5 separate regions of the Homo sapiens genome follow, and regions 1, 2, 3 and 4 are each linked to region 5. A link is a contact called in ENCODE Hi-C or POLR2A ChIA-PET data. All regions are on one chromosome and are shown on one strand. Each heading gives the region's core, a stretch centred on a gene start or an enhancer-like site at or near the end of the contact. The rest is flanking DNA. Distances are from core to core; before and after follow the strand shown. Region 1 holds the start of EPB41L5 (erythrocyte membrane protein band 4.1 like 5). Region 2 holds the start of TMEM185B (transmembrane protein 185B). Region 3 overlaps EPB41L5 (erythrocyte membrane protein band 4.1 like 5). Region 4 holds the start of RALB (RAS like proto-oncogene B). Region 5 holds the start of C2orf76 (chromosome 2 open reading frame 76).

Region 1 (2,700 bases), core at 32-2,531, 650 kb after region 5:
CTTGAAAAGACAGACCTGTCCCCTTGCAGGGCCTTTTGCCCTTGCTGTTCCCTTCGGTTCTCCCCAGATGGCCACAGGGTTCCTCCCACACCTCCTCTAGGTCTTCATTCAAATGCTACCTTTTTTTTTTTTTTTGAGACTGAGTCTGGCTTTGTCGCCAGGCTGGAGTGCAGTGGCGTGATCTGGGCTCACTGCAACTTCCGCCTCCCGGGTTCGAGCGATTCCCCTGCCTCAGCCTCCTGAGTAGCTGGGACTACAGTCGGACGCCACCAGGCTCAGCTAATTTTTGTATTTTTAGTGGAGACGGAGTTTCACAGTGTTGGCCAGGCTGGTCTCGATCTCCTGACCTCGTGATCCGCCCGCCTCGGCCTCCCAAAGTGTTGGGATTACAGGAGTGAGCCACCGCGCCCAGCCAAATGCCACCTTCTTATTGTGACCTGCTATGTAAAATCGCAAACCCTCACTGCCTGTGGTTATTCCCTACTTGTACTTTTCTTTTTAGCATTTACCAATGTCTGACAGTATTTAATTTCACTAATTTATCTCGTTTATTTTATGTCTCGTTTATATTCCTGCTATAACGTAAACTCCGGGAAGGATTTTTGTCTGTCTTGGTTGTCTGTCGTATCTCGTGTCTAGAACACAGAACTCACAGTAAGTAGGCACTTCAATCAATTACCTGTAGAATGAACGGACTGAATGTCACCTTGTTAGAGTACCCTCCTGACCACACTCTGCTAAGCAGTAATCTTTTATTTCTCTTTCCCAGTTTTATTTTTCCTCATTTACACTTAATCACCTTGTGACACCTATTTGTTTACTGTTTCCCCAGTAGAGTGAAAGTCACTTTAACAGCAGAGATTTAAATGTATTTTAATCCCTACAAAGGAGAAAAAGGGAGGAAATACGTGACAGGCTCTCAATAAGTATTTGCGAAGGATTTAATCTCTTGAACGAATGGATGAATGAATCTAGCAGCCAGCTCCACCAGCCTCCTTCGTGATAGGACTAACTGGGGTCTGTCTGCGGACGGGCGCCTCCTCCGCGGGCGGAGGGCCGCAGCGGGAACTGGGTTTCGGCAGCGCCCCTTTAAACCAGCCGCGGACGCCCGGCTGCTGGCGCTAGTTCCAGCCCGGCCGGGCCCGGCCTCGCCGGTTTCTCTCCAGTCGCCGCGCCGGCCAATTTCCGGGGCGGTGTCATCGCCCGTTTAAGAGCGGAGCGCTCCGCCCTGGGGGCGGAGCTGGGAGGGAGCTTTAAGGGGTGGACGGGCGGGAGGTCGGGGTCCTCCGGGGATTAGAGCCGGTGGGCTCGTTGTGGGCGCCATTTCTCGGCGTCTACCGAGGAGCCGCCCCTTTCTCAGCCTTGCTCGGCTCTTCCCCGCTCTGGTCGCCGGGGCTGCGCCGTCCCCAGCTCAGGTAAGCGCGAGGCCCGGCGGCGGCGCCGCAGTACAGTCCGCTGCGCTCCTAGCCGAGTGGACCCTTCCTCGCCCGCGCCTGCGGTAGCGGCCTTGTCCCCGGGGAGGCGGGCGGGGGCCGCACCCAGACCCTAGGGCGGCCGGCCCCTCTCTCGTCGGGCCGGCAGGGCATTAATCCCGCCGGAGGGAGGGGCGGCGGCGGCCAATGAGGCAGGGCCGCCGAGTTTCGGTCGATACCGCGCGACGGGCCGGGGCGGAGGGCCCGGGGCAGCCGGGTTAATGTTTGCCGAGCGGACGCGCTCCCCGAGCCGCGGGTACCCCTCGCTGGTCCGCTGGGCTGCCGTCCAGCGGGAGAGACAAAAGTCGCAAGGGAAGGGGAAAAACGAACTGAGTTTGTGTCACTGTCTTGGTGGACTTTTCGAGCTAACCTGTATTTGAGAAAAACTTCAGTCTCTTGGGAAAGGAGAGGCAGGTGTGTTCCCATGAAAGACGAGGTCTGAAGGTCCCGCCCCGCCCCCACCCGGGACGGTTGTCGTGCTAATGATGGGTTCTTTGGTGTGTAAATGTTAATTGTGTCTGTGGTTACTCGAATTCTACCTAAGAGCGAGACCCAACTCTTAAAACGTTTGGCAATATTTTAGACTAATATTAAAAGTTTTTAAAGAATTACGGGGAAAATTCCCATAACCGTGTACATTTGTAATGTAACCCACAACTGCATTAACTCAGTTTCTAACATAACCCGTTGCTGAGCTCTAGTTAACCTTGTTGGATTATTTGTGCATGTAATATGCTGTGCAGGCTTTAGAAAATAGGTTAACATTATTCGAAAACGATATGCGTAACTGCTGTTGAATTACTCGCTTGCATTTTCTTTATTGGGAATACTGGGACAAAATATAGTGTTACCTTAAATGGCATTTGCTGTATGTTATATTGCTTTATCAAAAAGCAATTAACCAACCATATTGTGGCCACCAGTCATGTAAGAGTATACATATTTCATGACTAACTTTTGGGTTTTGGGTACTTTTTTTAACCAACTTCTGATAGGATTGCTTAAATTTGCATTTTATGATTCTAAAGGAAATCCTTCTAGTTAGGAACTAGAGTAGAAACTACTGTTTTTTGGAAGCCACATAAACCTACCATCCAAAAATTCCACTGTGTCATTCTAGTGTGTCAGGCGAGATGCGGGTTAAGCCAGCTGTTGGGCCAAAGTAGTGAACAAGCCAGACGAAGTCTTTGTCCTTGTGTGTGAGTGGGGGAAGTAGTCAGTAAAAAAG
Region 2 (2,700 bases), core at 158-2,657, 860 kb after region 5:
TACTCTGGCCTTCTTTCCAAATATTGGAGCAATTTTCGGAGCTTCTGGAACTGATGTTTCTTCAGCATCTTCACTATCTTCGTGATGGAGATCATATGAAATGTTCCCATATTCTCTTAAAAATGGGAAAATTTCAAGCAGAAACTGACAGAAGTCTCTGCGAATGCCAAACCACCAATGATTGCCCCCCTTTCGCCTAAATGTTGTGGCCATTAAAGTTAGTAAGGAAAGCCAAAGGGGGACAAATATGGAGACGTAGGAGAATGTATTGTGGCCATCCAATCTGTGAACCAGCAGGACCTCAAAAGTGAGCAGAGGCACGACAATCGTTATCCAACTGATAGCCATGGTCACGTGTGTTCTCCGCTGCTCGGCAACCACATCCAGGGACCGCAGGAACAGGAGGGACCAGACGATGTAATAGAGGACGACCAGGCAAAGGAACGACATGAGGATCCACAGGGGCACAAACACCACCAGCCACGGCCAGTGAATAATCCTGTCCAGCTTTAGGGCGATGAAGATGAACTGCAGGATGTTGACCGAGCACAGGATCTCCAGCTCCAGCGACCTATCGTGTCGAAAGCCCCAGACGCAGGCAGCCACGGACACGGGGGACACGAAGAAGAGAGGCATGAAGACCAGCAGCCAGAAGTGGGTGCCCCTCTCCACCCTGTCGCAGACCAGGACTTCGAACATGAGCAGCAGCAGGTGGATGCCCACAGCGATCAGCATGGCTTTGAACTCCACACAGGCCTCTCCCTCGGTGCGGTAGCGAGGGTTGCGGGCCCAAACGCCCGCGCCCACGGAGGCGCCTGCGACGACTAGAAGCTTCCACAGCCATATGGGGGCAAAGACGGCCCAGTAGCTCCATTGGATGATGCCGTCCAGGCGGAGGGGCAGCAGCACCGAGAAGAGCAGCAGGCAGGTGTAGATGAGAAACTTACTGGGGTTGAAGTCCTGGAACAGGCCCCTGGGGTTCATGGCGGAGGCCGCCGCTTGCCTGCCCGGGCCTGCTCCCTCGCGACGCTCGGCGCTCGCGTCTCCGCGGCTTCTCCGGCCGCCGCCTCCCGGGCCCCGCCCAAGCCGGCTCCGCGTGGACGAATGCCGGGACGACCAGGAGGAGGTTCGGAGCGGCGAAGCGGAGAGGCCGGAACACGTGCACGCGCGGTCACGTGGCCCGGCCGGAAGCGCGCTGGGGTGTGGCGCGCGCGGGCACGGGCGGCGCGGCGGTTACAAACTGGGCGCTGCCTCGGTCCCGCCGCCGCCCGCGTTCACTCCGTACCCATCAAGAAGGCACCTAATGCGTGTGGGGCCCGAAGGGGCCTGGCGCGCTGCTGACTCCCCAAGCGGCCCGCGACCTTGGGCGGACGCTTCCAGGCGACTCCGGGAACATGGAGGCGGGAGTGAGCTCACATCCTCCCTGCCGGCCGGGGCGGGCCCTGCGGGGGCGGGGCCGGGTGGAGAGGGCGGGGCCTGGGCGTTGGCACCCTACCCATCTCTGCCGGGATCCTCGCCTCCCCGCGCTCGCCGCGGCTTCCCGGGAACCCGCCCGGGGCTAGAGCGCCCGCGGTGAGGCTCCAGCACCCCGCGCGCGCGAGCAGAGGCGGTGGCCGGGCTAGTGCGGGAGTTTGCGAGCGAGGGAGCGGGTGCCGGTAACTGAACGGATGCAAGGCGATGTGCATGAGCGCAGACCTGTGGGGGCCGGCGGCGGGTGTATCCCTGGCTCAAAGGAAAAGGCCCGCGCGTAGACTCAGGGCACGAGGTGGGGGGGCCTTACCTGGGATGAAGACTCGCGGGGCAGAACTCCGCCTGGTGGAGCAACGGACGTTTCTCAGGCTGCCTGCGAAGTGGCTGTGCAGAGATCCCAGGCGGCAGCGGCGCTCTTGTACCTGTCCCTCTCACTCCAGAGTGGAAGGTGCTGGTGAGGGTGTTAGACCCCACTCGGGAGGAAACTGGATCCAGACCAGGGTTGGGGGTTGCTTTCTGCCCCAGGTCACCCGGCAGGTTAACAGAGAATCGCGTCGCAGATACAGGGCTCCTACCTTCAAGTGTCTAGTCCTCATTTTGACTTATTTGGCCCTGTCTCTGTGTTATTCTCGCAAAACCATGTTTTCCTTTTCCTTTGGAAAAGGGTACTGGACCAGAGGTCAAGAGATTTGGGTTCTTGTCCAGGCCGTGCCACCCATCAGCTGAGAAACCTAGGCAAATTCACCTCTTTCTCTCTGGGCCTCAGTTTCCTGGTCTATGAAGTTGGGGGACAGACCTGGGTGGTGTCTAAGGGCAAGGCTGCAGCGGGTCTGTGATTTGGAGCACCCCTTTCGCCCTCTGGCCATCTGGGCAGACCCTGGAGGATTTCTGTCTTCCCCGCTGTCCCACTGCTCAGCAGAGCCCTGGCTGCCCTCACCAGTCTCTCCTAGTCCTCTTTTCCTGAAGTGGCTGTGGGATGTTGTCACGCAGGTCCTGGGCTCTGAAGTGGGACAGGCCATCAGAGGAACGCATGGCCTGTCAGGGCCTCCGCGGAGTGGCCCTCCCGCACCCTCACAGCACTGCCCCAGGCGGGCATGAGCAGGGTGTCCAGGTGTCGGGCGGACAGTCCCAGCCCCCGAGGCGCTCTCCACAACTTCACTTCAGCCACAGGCAATCTGTGGCCCTGGGGAAGGGAGTCCAGCTGAGTGAGCTTCACCAGTCCTCAGGCTC
Region 3 (2,700 bases), core at 49-2,548, 810 kb after region 5:
TCAAATTTTCAGTGTCTTGGCAACCGTAGATGTCCTACAGGGTTACCGTTGTGCTGCTCACCACAGAGCAGCTGAGGCATTATGCCTTGGAAGACCTAAATCTCCCATCCAGTTCAGGAGGTGACAACATCCTTATTTTAAACTTCCTAAAATTAGGAATTAGGTAGTTGGACATAGTCTGTGACCTTTATGTCGTTGGATACCTGTATTCTTGACAGTTAGAATATTGGTAGGGACTTTGTTAAAATTCACTTGAATTTCAAGCTCAGAGGAAACTTTGTCTCATGCCCTGACATGAAGTGGCAAACACGGAAGTTCATACTTGAATGCTGAATTGGCCCCGACAGATTAAATGCGTGTTGGGGATTGGTTTCCTGTCATAGCTGCTGCTGCTGCCATGCGCAGAGCTGCTGTAACAGCTCTTCCTGTTCTGCTCCCCTGAGAACAGTGTGGTGGGGAGAGGCAGGGCTGAGGTGGTCTACGAATGTGGCAGGTAGGGAAGGGGAGATGTCTGTCTCTTGAGAAGAGAGAGGCATGTGTGCCGGCATCCTTGATGGGTTCAAAGAGAAAGGTTGGAGATGATAGTGGGTGAGAAGCAGGCTGGTGAGACTGGGCTGAGGTTGGAGAAGGGGCAGCCGGGGGCACTGCTGAGGGTTTGCCGTGCACGCCTCGGACGGAGCACGGTGGGGTGGCGGGGAGCAGATAGTGCTGCCTCCCTGCGGGCAGACAGGAGAGGAACCTCAACTCAGTCCATTTCATAGCCCTGATAGGGGAAGTGGGAGTTGACAGGATGGTTTAAAATAAGACGTGAAGGTTTCAGTTACCTGCTCTAGACTTTGCCTGAGAACTTGTAAATTAATCAGTGAGACCTAATTTGTGACATGTCAGTAGCATCATCTTTTGACACACAGGAGGTCATGGTCATTTCATTCCTACTCTTCAGGAGACACTGCTGAACAGAGGAATGATTCTGTTCCTTGTGTGCTTACTTCCTTAACATTTATACATTGTTTTAAGAAAAAACTTTTAAAAATATTTCTTATAGTCTCCTAACATTTGTCTCTAGCCTTTGCCTTTGTACAATCACAGATATCCTATGGAGATTTAAGGATGAAAGCCCTGAGTTGTTCTTGGGTTCTTGGATCTGGACTACTTGTTATCTTATGCTTCTCACTTCTGGCTAAAACTTGCACCTCTTCTTCTCTTAGCTAAGCCCCAAAATGAAGATTTCCTTCAGAAGTCTTGTTAGCAGAATTATTTATCAGTCACAGAGAGAAAAATCTGCTATTTTTCTAAGTAAGAGTCTCGAGAAGCAGAGTTTTTGTCTTGTCATTGAGAGGAGTCAGCAGTCTTGTTCTGTAAAGGACCAGAGATGGTAAATACTGTCCCACTCAGCTCTGCTGGCGCAGTACAGCAGCAGCAGCCCCAGCACAGCTGTGTTCCTGCGGAGTCCCCTTTACAAAGCCGCTGACCCCTGATGTGAAACTTTGTAGAGCAGCAGAGTGGCTGCGTGAAACGGGAGGCTGGCAGGTCCTCAGATAGGTTCTGCAGTGTTACCTGTCACTTGGAGGCAGCCAACACTTCTGGACATTGCATCCTTATTCACACATGTGGCAGCTGAACGAGGTGCTGTTGTGGGTGTCTCAGCTCTGAGGGTCTTTGTGAGCTCCCACTGTTGTGGGTGTCTCAGCTCTGAGGGTCTTTGTGAGCTCCCACTGTTGTGGGTGTCTCAGCTCTGAGGGTCTTTGTGAGTTCCCACCAACTTTTAATTATTCATGCCCTTGACCATGTGGTTGCTTGGAGACCTGGGGTCTTCTGCAGACTGAAGAAGACACATTTCTAGATTATTTGTCCTTTTTATCCTCTCAAAAATTTAAACACTGTACCTCTTCAGTGGTCAGAAGAAAGTTGGAAACTTTTCCTACATATTAGGCGTTAGTATGAGGACATTTGTTTGAATTATAGAAATTTGCCCTGAGCTGAACTGGGTTGTGTTAACACATTGGTAGAGCTATGATTCCTTCCCAGTTCTAAGAGATACGATCTGTAAGTCCCTATGTCACCACATTGCTTGAGATGATCATTCAGTTACTTGTCAGGATTTCTCCTCTTCAGAGAGATTTTTTTTTATAGCACAGATTCCTTTGCCCCTTTTATCTCCTTATCTGGATATGATAAGTGGTTATGAGGGTCTCACTAACTATTTTGTGTTTACCTTTTATATGTGTAAAACTTTGCAGTAGCATTTAAAGTGTAATTTATTTTTCTATCAAGTGCACTATTCATTTAGTGTGTTCCAGTTTTATATGACTTGTATTAGAAACACTGCACTGAGTTGTTTGTACACTGAAATGAGAACTCTAGATGTAACTCTATTCAAATAAACCTTCGTGAGACATTCATGTTTTTGTGCACTGTTTCTGTTTCTTGGAACTGTGATTCCTACATGCTGACCTCAACAGAGTTAGACCAGATCCACTGTTGGTACAAACCTGAGGAAGTGAGCAGAAGCAGCCGCACTGTTTTTAGGTTGATTTCCATGTTTTTGTGGTGTAAATTTGGGAGTAGGGGCATTTTCAAAGGTTGAAAACCTCATTGGTCATCCCCAGCATATCCTGGAAGGCACGGTGGTCATTCCAAGGACAGCATGGTGCAGTATCACCACAGCTTTGGACATCGGATCTGGGCTCTACTGCTTAA
Region 4 (2,700 bases), core at 76-2,575, 890 kb after region 5:
GCTAGTCACAAGGTAGAGCCCTCCTTTAATCCTATGCTTCCAGACTCCAAACCTGTGCACTTAACTGTTACTCCGTAAGAAAAGGTTTGGGTCTGATTCCTCTTCTAGGTTATAAATACTAGGGAGCTTCCTCTTTGAGAAGCCTCCTACCCCATCTCCTTACTGTACCTAGCAAAGTGTCTGTCATACGATTAGCACTCAATAAAAGTTTTAAATGTGAATGAGAATGGTAAAAACAGAATACTTAGTAGGCTAACACTAGGATATTCTTCTGATTGCACTTTTTTGTTAAGTTGGTCACTTAAGACTAAGGTAAAGCTTCTGTGCTTTTTGATATAGATGCTGATGGAGGGACTGGATCTGGTAGATACATAGCAATCTAATCATGGCCCAAAGCCTCCAATATAGTATACACATGCATCCTAACTTACAATGATCAACAATGAAAGAATTAATTACACTGTGCTAGCAGCCATGGATATCACATTGCATAAGAGATAGTTCCCTCCCTTAGAGATAAGAGGCAGACGTTTAAACTGTCAGTTGCGATGGCTTGTGACTCTCATGAGGTCTGCGTAGGGGTCAGCACGGTCACAAAACCTGTGGAGGAGGAGGTGGTTAGGAAGGAAAATCCACCGAGATGAAGCTGTACTGGATACAAAATCACACGTTCCTGGGCTTTGGCAGGGAGCTTGCCCACTGCACTTCCTGCCTCGAGGCTATGGCTGGGGTGGGATTCTGGCCCTTGTAGGCGGCCTGGGTCCAGTCTCCGCCATGCACTCACTAACTCCATTACTGCTAATGGGATGTCATCAGCGAAGCGAGTGGTGGCGGCAGGTGGAGTCCCGCCCCAAGACCCCCGGGCGGCATCCCCATCGCCGCGCTCCAGCACTCTTCGCCACCTCGTAATTTTCTTCTGTTTCTGTATGATCAGGTCTGTCCTTCGCTTTTGCTTTCCATTACTTCGTCCTAGCCCTGGCCTGAATCCCACAACTGGCGCCCCACCTTGTGCACCCGCACCCGCCCTCAATACCGGCGGGCAGCTCCTCCACTGCCGCAGGGTTACCAGCTGCGTGTCCGAGGGGCAGAGAGAGAAACAGAGGGGGACGGGGCAGGCGCGCTGGGCCCGCCCCCCCGTGCCTGGGGCAGCTTCTCATTGGTGAAACCTCCTCCCCGGCCGCCCGCTGCTTGGAAAATCAGCCTCGGATTGGCTGACAGCCCCCCGACGGGCGTGGCTTCCGAGGAGAGGGCAAGAACGGAAGCGAGGGCGCGCTCTCGAGAGGAGGGGTTGCCTAGGCGACGCCGGAGGCGCGCTCGGGGGGTGGGAAAGCGAGCCCGGCAGCTCAATGACAAATCGGTGGAGGACGGCTGGGGTCCGGCCCCGGGAGGGGGCGGGGCGCGTTTAAGAGCTGCGGGCCGGGTGCGGACGGCGGAGGCGGCGGGACTGGTCCCTGGTAAGGGCGCGGCGCCCGCGGGCCCCGGGCGGGGTGGGGCGCGGGCTGGGGAGTGGGGTACGCCGCACGCCCGCAGCCTCTTGCTCCCTCCGTGCCGGGCTGTGGCCGGGCGGCGGCAGGACATGTCGCGCCCCGAGGCCGGCGGAGGGCGACGCCCCGGCAGCGGCCCCGCTCCGCTCCGGGAGGACTCCCTGGGGGAGTCTCGGCTTCCTGGGCTGCCTGGGGCTGAGGAAGTGGGGGCGGCCTCCGCCTCTCCCTTGTAGCCGCGGTTCCTTCCCTATCCCGCAGATGGCTCTGCTTCCACTTCCTGCCGCGGGCCTCCCGCTCGGGACCGTCCACTTCCTCAGTCCTCCGGCCGCGGCTTGGGCAGGGTCAGGGCTGGGAAGTGTTGCAAAAACTTAACTGCCCTCGGAACTTGCACGCGCCGTGAACTGGGCGGTGTTCCTAAAGGGCTTCGGTTTGCTGGTTTTGTTTTGGTCCTGTCTTGCAAATGAGCATAAAGTTGTTTCTCCCCCAGCCTCCTCCCCTTTCCTTTCTGATAGGGGCCAGCGGCGAAGGGGCTTCTAAGGGGAAGCGCCTGGACTGGGCATCGCCGTCCCGGTTCTTGCCGCCTGTGGGAGTGTGAGGTTAACCGTGCTCGGTGCAGGGTTGCGGGGCGCGGAGCTTGCTGCGTCCACACTGCTTGTGTGAGCAGTGTCCTCTCTGTGCTCATTTCCAACGAGAAACGTTGGAACTTTGGTGTTCTTATCAGGTGAGTCTTCGGGAGAGAAGTGCTTGTGCCTGGCGGACTGAATGAATTGGCCGTGGAAGAGACTTGGCTGATTGCTCATCTGGGTTACCTGTGACTCATCTTCAGCCCTTGTAGAACAGTGCACTTTCTGCTCTGTCCTGGTTTCCTAACCTCATTTCTTCTGAAGTTTTGGGGATGGATGGTGGGCATGGAGTATCAGAGGGGATAGTGAATCTTTTAGAGGTGTCAATGACTGATGTTCCAAGCAGAGCCATAAGATTGTTGGATGTCAAAGCTCAGAACCGGTCAAGGCTCAGAATGCTCCTTAAACCTGGAGCAATAGAAGCACAGTATCGAAGTTCCCAGAAATGGGCCGACCATGAAAGGTAGCACTGCATATTGGGAAAAACAGGAGGGGTGAGTTTGAAGACCTGGGTTTGATGCAGGTTCTGAGAGTTTACCGGTGTTGTGATGTGGAGCACGATCTTTCCCCCTCTGAGCTCCAGAGTCAGCAAC
Region 5 (2,700 bases), core at 182-2,681:
TAATTTGTTTGGTTTTCCTTTCTCAAACAAAATTATGCTCAGACTGAAAACCCTAGATTTGTTCCCTATTGCATCTTCATTTCTTCCCAAACATTCCATAAAACGTGACCTACATTAAGTTAGCAAGTTAAGTCTGAAAGCGTCTACCTTCCCTGGGGAGGGGGAAGGTGTAGGCAGGGCAGAGATTTGTAGTCCAGCCCTCTTGCCACAAATTATGAATTAGAGAGGAATGACTTTGCTTTTTTAATGATCTCCAGAGAATTTTCCATCATTTCCCTCTCTTCACCCAGCTCCTTTGCAACCACTGCCAGAGAAGTCTTCCTTTAGCTTCTTAAACATCGATCCTAAAACACTTCCAGACACCTGTGCTGCTCCTTTCAGTTCCCATGGAGATTAGGCTGTGTAACAATCTCGCAAAGACGTTCCCCTCCGTCTCCTCATCCTCTTTTCAAACCCTTTTACGATTTCCCATCTCACTCAGCATGACAGTCAAAGTCCCTGTGATGGCCAACTTCTGCATCACCTAGCCAGTCTGCCACCGCCAAAACTCTCCAGCCTCATCTTTCTACTCTTCCCCTGGTTCCTTGCCCACGCCTTTACACTTGTTCTCTGCTTGGAATCTTCCCTCCCCTCCTTGAGGAACTTTCTCAAATGTCACCTTCCCTCAATACTCCCCCTCCTCCATTTAAAACTATAAACTTCCAACTCTCTAAGCCCCTAAAGTACTCTATATTTAACTTATTGTATAAACTACTGTCCCTACTTGTAAGTTCCAAGATTGCAGGGATTCACCCGCTTTGTTCACTGCTGTCTGCCAAGGTCTAGAACAGTGCAAGTTACCCAACAGGAGTTCAATAAACAGCCATTCATTTAACAAATATTTGCTGAGCACTTCGTCCCGTCCAAGTTTGTTAAATCAAGACAAATAAGACACCGTCCCTGCCTTTAACGCACCAGATGGAGAAATGCACCACAGACATAAATGTGCAATACAGGCCTGACACTACGGCCACAAGCAAGTCAAAGAACGTGCCAAAAGTTCAGAGGAAGAAGCCTCGGCTTCGCCTTTCGGGAGACCAGTCCAGCTTTCCACCATCACGCTGCTCATCAGGGACCATCTCCGGGGGTCTCCTCTAGACCCCAAGGGAGGAGCGGGTCCCGCCCGCCATTCCCAGGTCTCAGAGTTTACTTGTCCAGAGATGCAACTTCCGGCCTCTTCAGGCCGGGCAAGATTTAAGGAAAGAAAAGAAACATAAGGACCTCCGTTCTTCGGTCTCCGTCCCCTCCCCTTCCCCCGCGTGCCGTCCCCACAACGGGCCAGGACTGAACCCAACTCTCGACCAACTCCCGGCAGCAAAACTAAGCACCCTACTTCCGTTGTCCCCACCTGTTCCCGGCGTCCCCTTCGGCTACTCCCGGCGTTTGCGCAAGCGGTCCCACGTGGGCTCGGGCGGGGCTAGCGCCGCGGCGGGGGCTGGGCACGCCCCTAGCGCATAGCTGGCTTCTGATTGGCTTTCCGGTGCTCGCCCGAGCAGGGTTGGGGCGAGTGGACCGCGCCTCTAAAGGCGCTTGCCAGTGCAATCTGGGCGATCGCTTCCTGGTCCTCGCCTCCTCCGCTGTCTCCCTGGAGTTCTTGCAAGTCGGCCAGGATGTCTCAGGTACAGCGCGTGCACAGCCAGGCTGCGAAGGTGCAGCGGGCGGGAGGCCCGTTGGGGGCTCAGCCGGCTGCCAGAAGCTCTCGGGCTCTTTCCTTCCGTGCCCCTCACTTGCTCATGGGCCCATGCCTAGCCCTGATTCGTTGGACAGAGCCTTGTGAGCGGGATTTTCCGTTTGGGGATTTCTAAATCTGCTGCCCACCCCGCAACTGCCGGAAAGTTGCCCATGGGGTGGACTTCGCTGTGTAGCGGGAGAGGGGTGGGAGTCGAGGGTGCTTGATGGAGAGATGGGGGAAGGGGTTGCACGGATTGGAGGAGCGAGGAGACTCAGTCCCCATCCCGAAGCACAGGGCAGGACGTCGCGGCGGAGTGGGGAAGCGAGGAGTCCGTGGCCGAGAGCTTGGAGGTCAGGGGAAGTACGGGGCCGGCTGCTCAGAGTGCGGGACGAGGAGAATCGCGGCCCGGGGAGAGGTGACCCAGGGGCCCCTCCCTTCTCTCCAGTGTAGACCCTTGTCTGAGACCGAGCTATGTGGGGCGACCTCTGGCTCCTCCCGCCTGCCTCTGCCAATCCGGGCACTGGGACAGAGGTCGGTGTTGAACGCGCGGGCCCCAGGGGGAGGGAGGGGACCAACGGGCTCCGGCGCTGACACCGCGGCACTCATGCCCTGTCCCCTTTCAGCTGTTTCCAGCATACTGTGCCCCGTCTGTCCTCAGGCCAGGGCTTCGCTGCAGCCCCGGCCACTCCCTAGTGCCTGGCCCGGTGGTGGCCAGGCAGTTGGCCGCGCTGCTTCTCCCGCAGAGGGGACCCCCACTGGGGGCGAAGGCTTGGCCTGCCCTCTTCACTGCTGTATTTCCAGACCTGATGCCTGCGTTTGTGAGAGCTCTGGATATATGGTTTTCGATTGAATGAGTGAACTGGAGGGGCTTCCCCTTCTTGTGTTGCTGAATCTTTCTAGCTGCCCTGTTGGGGCAGGGAGGGGCAGACACACTTCAGGGGCTGCATTGCCCGAAGGGTGCCACCTTTCCCACCTCTCCATCCCCGTAA

The links. Hi-C counts contacts between places; a loop is a spot of excess contacts on that map. ChIA-PET counts read pairs that join two places held with the same protein, here RNA polymerase II (POLR2A). Pooled maps may share reads with other maps.
Region 1: a loop to region 5 is called in a map of ascending aorta, with 10 times the contacts of the local background. The contact joins the promoter of EPB41L5 here to the promoter of C2orf76 in region 5. A Hi-C loop is called at or near these places in 4 of 168 maps with a recorded cell type or tissue (CD8-positive, alpha-beta T cell, ascending aorta, naive thymus-derived CD4-positive, alpha-beta T cell and 1 more), 4 of 37 single-sample maps with no recorded cell type and 23 of 50 pooled maps. POLR2A ChIA-PET finds 5 or more read pairs at or near these places in 1 of 52 experiments (activated B cell).
Region 2: a map of B cell shows a loop between it and region 5 (9-fold over the local background). The contact joins the promoter of TMEM185B here to the promoter of C2orf76 in region 5. A Hi-C loop is called at or near these places in 6 of 168 maps with a recorded cell type or tissue (B cell, CD4-positive, alpha-beta T cell, CD8-positive, alpha-beta T cell and 2 more), 8 of 37 single-sample maps with no recorded cell type and 20 of 50 pooled maps. POLR2A ChIA-PET finds 5 or more read pairs at or near these places in 3 of 52 experiments (OCI-LY7, activated CD4-positive, alpha-beta T cell and activated naive CD4-positive, alpha-beta T cell).
Region 3: a loop to region 5 is called in a map of OCI-LY7, with 6 times the contacts of the local background. The contact joins the enhancer-like site here to the promoter of C2orf76 in region 5. A Hi-C loop is called at or near these places in 6 of 168 maps with a recorded cell type or tissue (CD4-positive, alpha-beta T cell, CD4-positive, alpha-beta memory T cell, CD8-positive, alpha-beta T cell and 2 more), 3 of 37 single-sample maps with no recorded cell type and 16 of 50 pooled maps. POLR2A ChIA-PET finds 5 or more read pairs at or near these places in 2 of 52 experiments (activated CD4-positive, alpha-beta memory T cell and activated naive CD8-positive, alpha-beta T cell).
Region 4: a loop to region 5 is called in a map of B cell, with 15 times the contacts of the local background. The contact joins the promoter of RALB here to the promoter of C2orf76 in region 5. A Hi-C loop is called at or near these places in 5 of 168 maps with a recorded cell type or tissue (B cell, CD4-positive, alpha-beta T cell, CD8-positive, alpha-beta T cell and 2 more), 1 of 37 single-sample maps with no recorded cell type and 21 of 50 pooled maps. POLR2A ChIA-PET finds 5 or more read pairs at or near these places in 2 of 52 experiments (activated B cell and naive thymus-derived CD8-positive, alpha-beta T cell).

The regions. Positions count from the first base shown.
Region 1 is chr2:120,011,796-120,014,495 of GRCh38, forward strand. It overlaps EPB41L5 (erythrocyte membrane protein band 4.1 like 5), which reads left to right and starts at 1,282. Exons shown (of 25, transcript NM_020909.4): 1 at 1,282-1,415. LOC107985817 (a long non-coding RNA gene) reads left to right here. Exons shown (of 4, transcript XR_001739205.2): 4 at 598-909. RefSeq lists a silencer at 1,458-1,627.
Region 2 is chr2:120,221,993-120,224,692 of GRCh38, forward strand. It overlaps TMEM185B (transmembrane protein 185B), which reads right to left and starts at 1,408. Exons shown (of 1, transcript NM_024121.3): 1 at 1-1,408. The coding sequence starts at 984. RefSeq lists silencers at 1,007-1,206, 1,357-1,726, 1,446-1,606 and an enhancer at 1,701-2,364.
Region 3 is chr2:120,176,718-120,179,417 of GRCh38, forward strand. EPB41L5 (erythrocyte membrane protein band 4.1 like 5) reads left to right here. Exons shown (of 25, transcript NM_020909.4): 25 at 1-2,402. Among named protein-coding and RNA genes, the nearest start is that of TMEM185B, 45 kb to the right of the region's middle. RefSeq lists an enhancer at 417-516. Within about 2 kb of position 1,299, at least 2 of the 41 ENCODE cell types and tissues checked have a DNase peak (open chromatin) inside an H3K27ac peak, as active enhancers do; they include OCI-LY7, where a contact is called at or near this core.
Region 4 is chr2:120,251,527-120,254,226 of GRCh38, forward strand. It overlaps RALB (RAS like proto-oncogene B), which reads left to right and starts at 1,326. Exons shown (of 5, transcript NM_002881.3): 1 at 1,326-1,454. RefSeq lists a silencer at 1,019-1,608 and an enhancer at 2,109-2,378.
Region 5 is chr2:119,365,403-119,368,102 of GRCh38, forward strand. It overlaps C2orf76 (chromosome 2 open reading frame 76), which reads right to left and starts at 1,432. Exons shown (of 6, transcript NM_001322331.2): 1 at 1,388-1,432. DBI (diazepam binding inhibitor, acyl-CoA binding protein) reads left to right here and starts at 1,575. Exons shown (of 4, transcript NM_001079862.4): 1 at 1,575-1,658. The coding sequence starts at 1,650. RefSeq lists enhancers at 1,006-1,265, 1,636-1,965, 2,496-2,695 and a silencer at 1,386-1,535.